2 separate regions of the Homo sapiens genome follow, and region 2 is linked to region 1. A link is a loop called in an ENCODE intact Hi-C map of the cell type or tissue named here. Cell type or tissue: mucosa of descending colon. All regions are shown on one strand. Links, peaks and the distances in the headings refer to the core of each region. The heading gives the core; the rest is flanking DNA. Region 1 has its middle 7.9 kb from the start of CDKL1. Region 2 overlaps CDKL1 (cyclin dependent kinase like 1).

Region 1 (2,922 bases), core at 206-2,705:
TATATTCTAGAGAAAAGCCCTGCAAAGTGTACATTTTTGAGATCGAATAAATAGGAAAGAACATTAATTACTTTCTGAATTTAGCTTAAAGCTGTAACACAGAATCAGCAGTTTGGAAAGCCAACTTTTCCTGCTGACATGTGTCAGACACCATGCTGGGCACTGGAGACTCAGAAGCCACTTTGTCAAGATGAAACACTGTGTTTCCTTGCAGAGCAAACTCTCCTGCCTCCCCCCAAGAGGGGTTCCTCCATGGAGGAAACTAGATAGGAGGACTTGGAGGGCTGGTGTTTACATTGTACTTTTTGTTTTTCAAAACACTTCACAAGGGTCTGTGAAGGAGAGAAGGCACATCTGGCATTTGAGGAAACAGATACAGAAAATTTAAATGACTCATTCAGAGTCCAAAAGCAAATCTGTGACAACAAACAGGCCTAGAACCTGGGTCTCAATTTCAAGTTGTATTCTTCTCACACTACTGTACTGTTGGCTTCAAATTAGGTAGCTCTAATTATGGTTAAAGAAATATAAATCTACCTTATGGGAACCCAATATTAAAACAGACATAAAATAAAGTATGACAAAATGGGGAAGAAGAGAGGAAAGGGCAAGAAGTATGAATTATTTGCATTTAAAAATATTTCTCGCTTTACATAAAATAGATTTCATACAGATTATCTTAGAAATGCATCCATTTCTTTTTTTTTCTTTGAAATGCTTCCATTATATTTTCTTGTGGTAAAAAACACATAACATTAAATGTACTACCTTTTTTTTTTTTTTAGACATGAAGTCTCACTATGTTGCCCAGGCTGAAGTGCAATGGCTATTCACAGGCATGATCATAGTTCACTACAGTAATTTTTTTTTTTTTTTGAGACAGAGTCTCGCTCTGTTGCCCAGGCTAGAGGGCAGTGACCTGATCTTGGCTCACTGCAACCTTCACCCCCAGGGTTCAAGCGATTCTCCTGCCTCTCAGCCTCTTGAGTAACTGGGATTACAGGCGGCCTCAACCACCGCCCAGCTAATTTTTTGTATTTTTAGTAGAGACGGGATTTCACCATGTTGGCCAGGCTGGTCTCAAACTCCTGACCTCAGGTGATCCACCTGCCTCAGCCTCCCAAAGTGCTGGGATTACAGGCATGAGCCACTGTGTCCGGCTTATGGTCTTGAACTCCTAGGTTCAAGTGATCCTCCCATCTCAGCCCCCTGAATAGTTGGGACTATAGGCACGTACCACTGCACCAGGCACAAAATTTACTGTCTTAACCATTTTTAAGTGTATAGTTTCATAGTTTAAGTACATTCACATTGTTGTACACAGATCTCTAGAACTTTTTCATCTCGCAAGAGTGGAATTCTATCCACTAAATAGGAATTCCCTCTCCCCTTAGCTCTTGGTTACTCTAACCCTAACCTTCATACTTTCTGTTTCTATGATTTTCATGACTTTAGATACTTCATGTGAATGAAATCATATGGTACTTGTCCTTTGGTGACCGGCTTAATTCTCTTAGCATAATGTCCTCAAGGTTCATTCATGTTGCAGCATGTGACAGGATTTCCTTCTTTTTAAGGCTGCTTAATATTCCATTGTGTGTAGACACTGCATTTTCTTTTTTTTTTTTTTTTGAGATGGAGTCTCGCTCTGTCGCCCAGGCTGAAGTACCGTGGCGCGATCTCGGCTCACTGCAAGCTCTGCCTCCCGGGTTCACACCATTCTCCTGCTTCAGCCTCTCGAGTAGCTGGGACTACAGGTGCCCGCCACCACGCCTGGCTAATTTTTTGTATTTTTAGTAGAGACAGGGTTTCACCGTGTTAGCTAGGATGGTCTCGATCTTCTGACCTCATGATCCACCCGCCTCAGCCTCCCAAAGTGCCGGGATTACAGGCGTGAGCCACCACGCCCAGCCACATTTTCTTTCTTCATTCATCTGTGGATGGACATTTGGGTTGCTTCCACCTCTGCAAGGTTTGGCTTTGAATTCTTCTGGGTATATACCCAGAAGTGGACTTGTTGGATGATATGGTGAACATATTTTAAATGTTCTAAGGAACTGCCATACTGTTTTCCACTGTGACTGCACCATTTCACATTCCCACCAACAGTATACAAGGGTTCTAACTTTGCATCCTTGCCACCACTTGTTATTTTTGGTTCTCCTGATAGTGGCCATCCTGATGGATGTGAGGTGATAGTCTATTGAGGTTGTGATTTGCACTTTCCTAATGATTAGTAATGCTGAACATTTTTTCATGTGCTTATTGGCCATTCGTATATCTTCTTTGGAGAAATGTCTATTCAAGTTTGTTGCCCATTTCTTCACTGGGTTATTTGGTTATGTTTTTGTTGTTATTGAGTTGTAGAAGTTCCTAATATACCCTGCACATTAATCTCTTATCAGATATATGGTTTACAATTACTTTCTCCTGTAGGCTGCCTTTTCATTCAGTTGACTGATTCCTTTGACTCACAGATGTTTTTAAGTTTGATGTCCTATTTGTCTATTTTTTCTTTCATTGCCTATGCCTTTGGTATCATATCCAAGAAATCATGGCCAAATCCAATGTCCTGAAGCTTTTCTCCTGTTTTCTTCTGGAAGTTTAATAATTGAAGATCTTACATTAGTGCTTTGTTTGATAATTGGAGATCTTGCATTTAGGTCTTTAGATCTTACATGAAGGGCTTACATGTTGGCCATTTTGGCTTACTTTCTGTATATGATGTAAGATAATGTTCCAACTTTTGCATGTGGATATCCAGTCTTCTTAACACCAGTTGTTGAAGAGCATGTTCTTTCCCCATTTTGTAGTCTTGGCATTATTGTCAAAAATTATTTGTCCAGATGCAAGGGTTTATTTCTGGCTCTCTGTTCTGCTCGCTTGGTCTATTGATGTGGTTTGGCTCTGTGTCTCCACCCA
Region 2 (2,922 bases), core at 253-2,752, 62 kb before region 1:
GTCCAATTAAAACAGAATCCCTGGGGAGGGTCTGGGGGGGGGGGGGGGGTTATTTGGCTTAGAATTTAAAGTTCCCTGGGCACAGCGGCTCACACTTGTAATCCCAGCACTTTGGGAGGCCGAGGTAGGTGGTTTGCTTCAGCCCAGGAGTTCGAGACCAGCCTGGGCAATGTGGTGAAACCCCGTCTCTACAAAAAAAATACAAAACTTAGCCAGGTGTGGTGGCTCATGCCTGTAGTCCCAGCAATTCAGGAGGCTGAGGTGGGAGGATCACCTGAACTGGGGAGGTCGAGACTGTGGTGGGCTGTGACTGTGCCACTGCACTCCAGCCTGGGCAACAGAGTGAGACCCTGTCTCAAAAAAAAAAAAAAAAAGTTCCCCAGGTGATTCTAATCTGCCTCCAAGGTTGAAAGCCACTATTCTAAAGTAGCACTTCTGAAAAGTATTTTAGCAAGAAATGGTAGAAATCAGGGAGGTAAGATACTTTTTAATAACTACTTTACTGTGGTATAATTTATGGATAGCATACATAGGTAAACCATTGTATTATCTACACATTTTCGGTAATTACAAAATTATAATTTATAGCACACTTATGCCCTAAATATACAAGTACTATCTTGTATACTTCTAGAGCATTTAGATCCTTTGTTGTATCAAGAACTTTTTCATTTTTTATACTTAACAAAAGAAAATGTCAATACTCACTCAAAAGCCGAGCAAATCCAAAGTCACAAAGCTTAATCACGGAATGTTTCGTGATGAGGATATTTTCTGGCTTCACGTCTCTATGTATGCACTAGTGTAACAAATCAAAACAAAAACAATATTAAGGCTGAACTATATATGGGATAAATGAAACACATGACTATTTAGCAAATATTGGATAAATCATTTAAATCTCTCCTTGGCCTGTTGGACAACAGCAAAAGAGCAGCCTAAAATAAATCTAGTACCATGCCTGTCAGAGCCTGAATCATCCCAAATTCCTAAAAGGCCCAAAAGAGCCAAGAAGAGTGAAAGGAAAATGAAAGTAGGGTAGCCGGTCTTAGCAGAGAAAAATACAGGACACCCAGTTAAATTTGAATTTCAGATAAACAAATAATTTTTTTAGGATAATACATCCCATGAAGCACTTGGGATGTACTTATACTAAAAGTTATGCTTGTTTATCTGAAATTCAAATTTAACAGGGTGTCCTGTATTTAATCTGACAGTTTTAGGTGAAAGGGAAAATGTTGAAAGGTCCGGGTGAGGCTGCATCATGGTTGCAGGAGCTGCAAATTGGTGCATAAGCAGAATTCACAATTCAGTTGTTTAACTGTGAACAGAACACAGTCAGCCTCGTAAACAGGACAAGCCCTGGGCCTGCTGAGATAAGCTGGGAAGAGAAGGGTGGCAACCACAGCTTGCCAAGAGATTTCCCTTCCAGCTCTGACATTCATCCGGACAAGATAAACAAGAGTAGGCAGCAGCCCTCACCCTCTGGGGAGAGTCGCTAGATGTCAGCTCTGTCCCACACACAAGTGCTCTGAGAGCTGCAGCCACCCCTCGAGATGCGGCCCCCCCTCCAGAATTTAGACTCAAATCACCTGTGGTTTCCAGCCCACAGCCAACATTCTTAAACAGGGTGATCTTAGAGAAAAGAACGTTTGAGAATCTTCACATGATTTTCTCATTAAATGACAATTTCTTTGGCAAAGAACAAATCAACAACCTAATTAAGAGTTACTTTTTTTTTTTTTTTTTTTGAGTTGGGTCAAAATACTGCTCAGGGTCCCTAATAATCTTCCTCTTTCCCAAGTGTTTTCCTCTTAGGAGGAGAATGCTAGATCGTTTGCAACCTGAGAGACCCTCTTTGGCCTGCAGCCTGAAACCCTGGGGTTATTCTTAAGAATCTGGAGAGGACTTGGGTTCTTCTTGGGCATGACCAGTTCTCACTCCAAAGGACCTTCAGGATGAGAGATCAGTGTCAATGTTTCCCCATGGGTATTTATTATTCTGGAAAATTTGGGGTAAATAAAACAACTTTGGGATTTTATTATAATCGATCTGGTTCTTAGCAATTAACATCCTGAGATCTCTATTCTTTTTACCACTGGCTTCACATATTGCTATAAATGGGTACACCATGAATATCATGATGACATATGGTCAGAAGTACTTGTAAGCAAGCATGTGCTCCTATTCTGTTCTGGGAATTCTTTACAAGTTTCTGCACCCACCCCCATCAGCACATGGAGCCAAACAGGGTGTCTGGGGCTCTCCAGGGAACTGTGGTATGCATTATATTTGTTTTTAGCATCCCAGATCTGCCCTACCAGGGTCTTGGTGCAGTCTCTCTTGCTCCCCCATCCTAAAACCTGCTCTTGAAAGAGTGGTAAGTCATAGTAACTAACAATATGGGTGTCCACTCTCCCCTGTGTATTACAAGGATTATAGCCTTTAGCTAGTTGGAGGCTCCTCAGGGAGAAGTGCTGTCTACTCTCATACTTCCTCCTTCCGGGAATGCAGCATCAGGAAAAATCATTTGGAACAATATAAAGAAGGAGATTTAGCCCTACCACCTAAATTGACCCTGGCAGTTGAGTAAGATAAAACATTGCAGTGAAATTGCACTCATGGCCAAAACGAAGCTCTAACTTTGGAATCTGGTTTCTATGCACAGTGGGCAGTATTGTATTGGATGGGGCAGCAGGCTTCCCAGCATCTGTGAAGTCACGTCACCTGGGCAATAGTCTACTATGCCTCTACCAGCCGCCTGTGGCCAGGAGTGTCACAGGCTTTCGATAGGTTGCTTGGTTCGAGACTCGACACTCATATCTCACCAAAGCAGACACTGGCACTTTGCACTGGGTTTGGGGTTCCACCTACTGCAACTGACATACTGCAGCTAAGCAGGCATGAATCACCTGGGGTTTT

What was found. Hi-C counts contacts between places; a loop is a spot of excess contacts. Peaks named below come from ENCODE experiments on the same cell type or tissue, not always from the same donor. Only the 100,000 strongest peaks of a DNase experiment are listed, where the experiment ranks them.
Region 2: it touches region 1 in a loop (2.0-fold over the local background); 39 of 110 quality-filtered maps call a loop at or near these places.

Annotation. Positions count from the first base shown.
Region 1 is chr14:50,403,294-50,406,215 of GRCh38, forward strand. No RefSeq gene overlaps it. Among named protein-coding and RNA genes, the nearest start is that of CDKL1, 7.9 kb to the left of the region's middle. In mucosa of descending colon, for the core only: no CTCF peak of the experiment used is centred there; no DNase peak of the experiment used is centred there.
Region 2 is chr14:50,341,424-50,344,345 of GRCh38, forward strand. CDKL1 (cyclin dependent kinase like 1) reads right to left here. Exons shown (of 10, transcript NM_004196.7): 5 at 709-799. Among named protein-coding and RNA genes, the nearest start is that of DMAC2L, 31 kb to the left of the region's middle. In mucosa of descending colon, for the core only: no CTCF peak of the experiment used is centred there; a DNase peak (open chromatin) is centred at 1,423.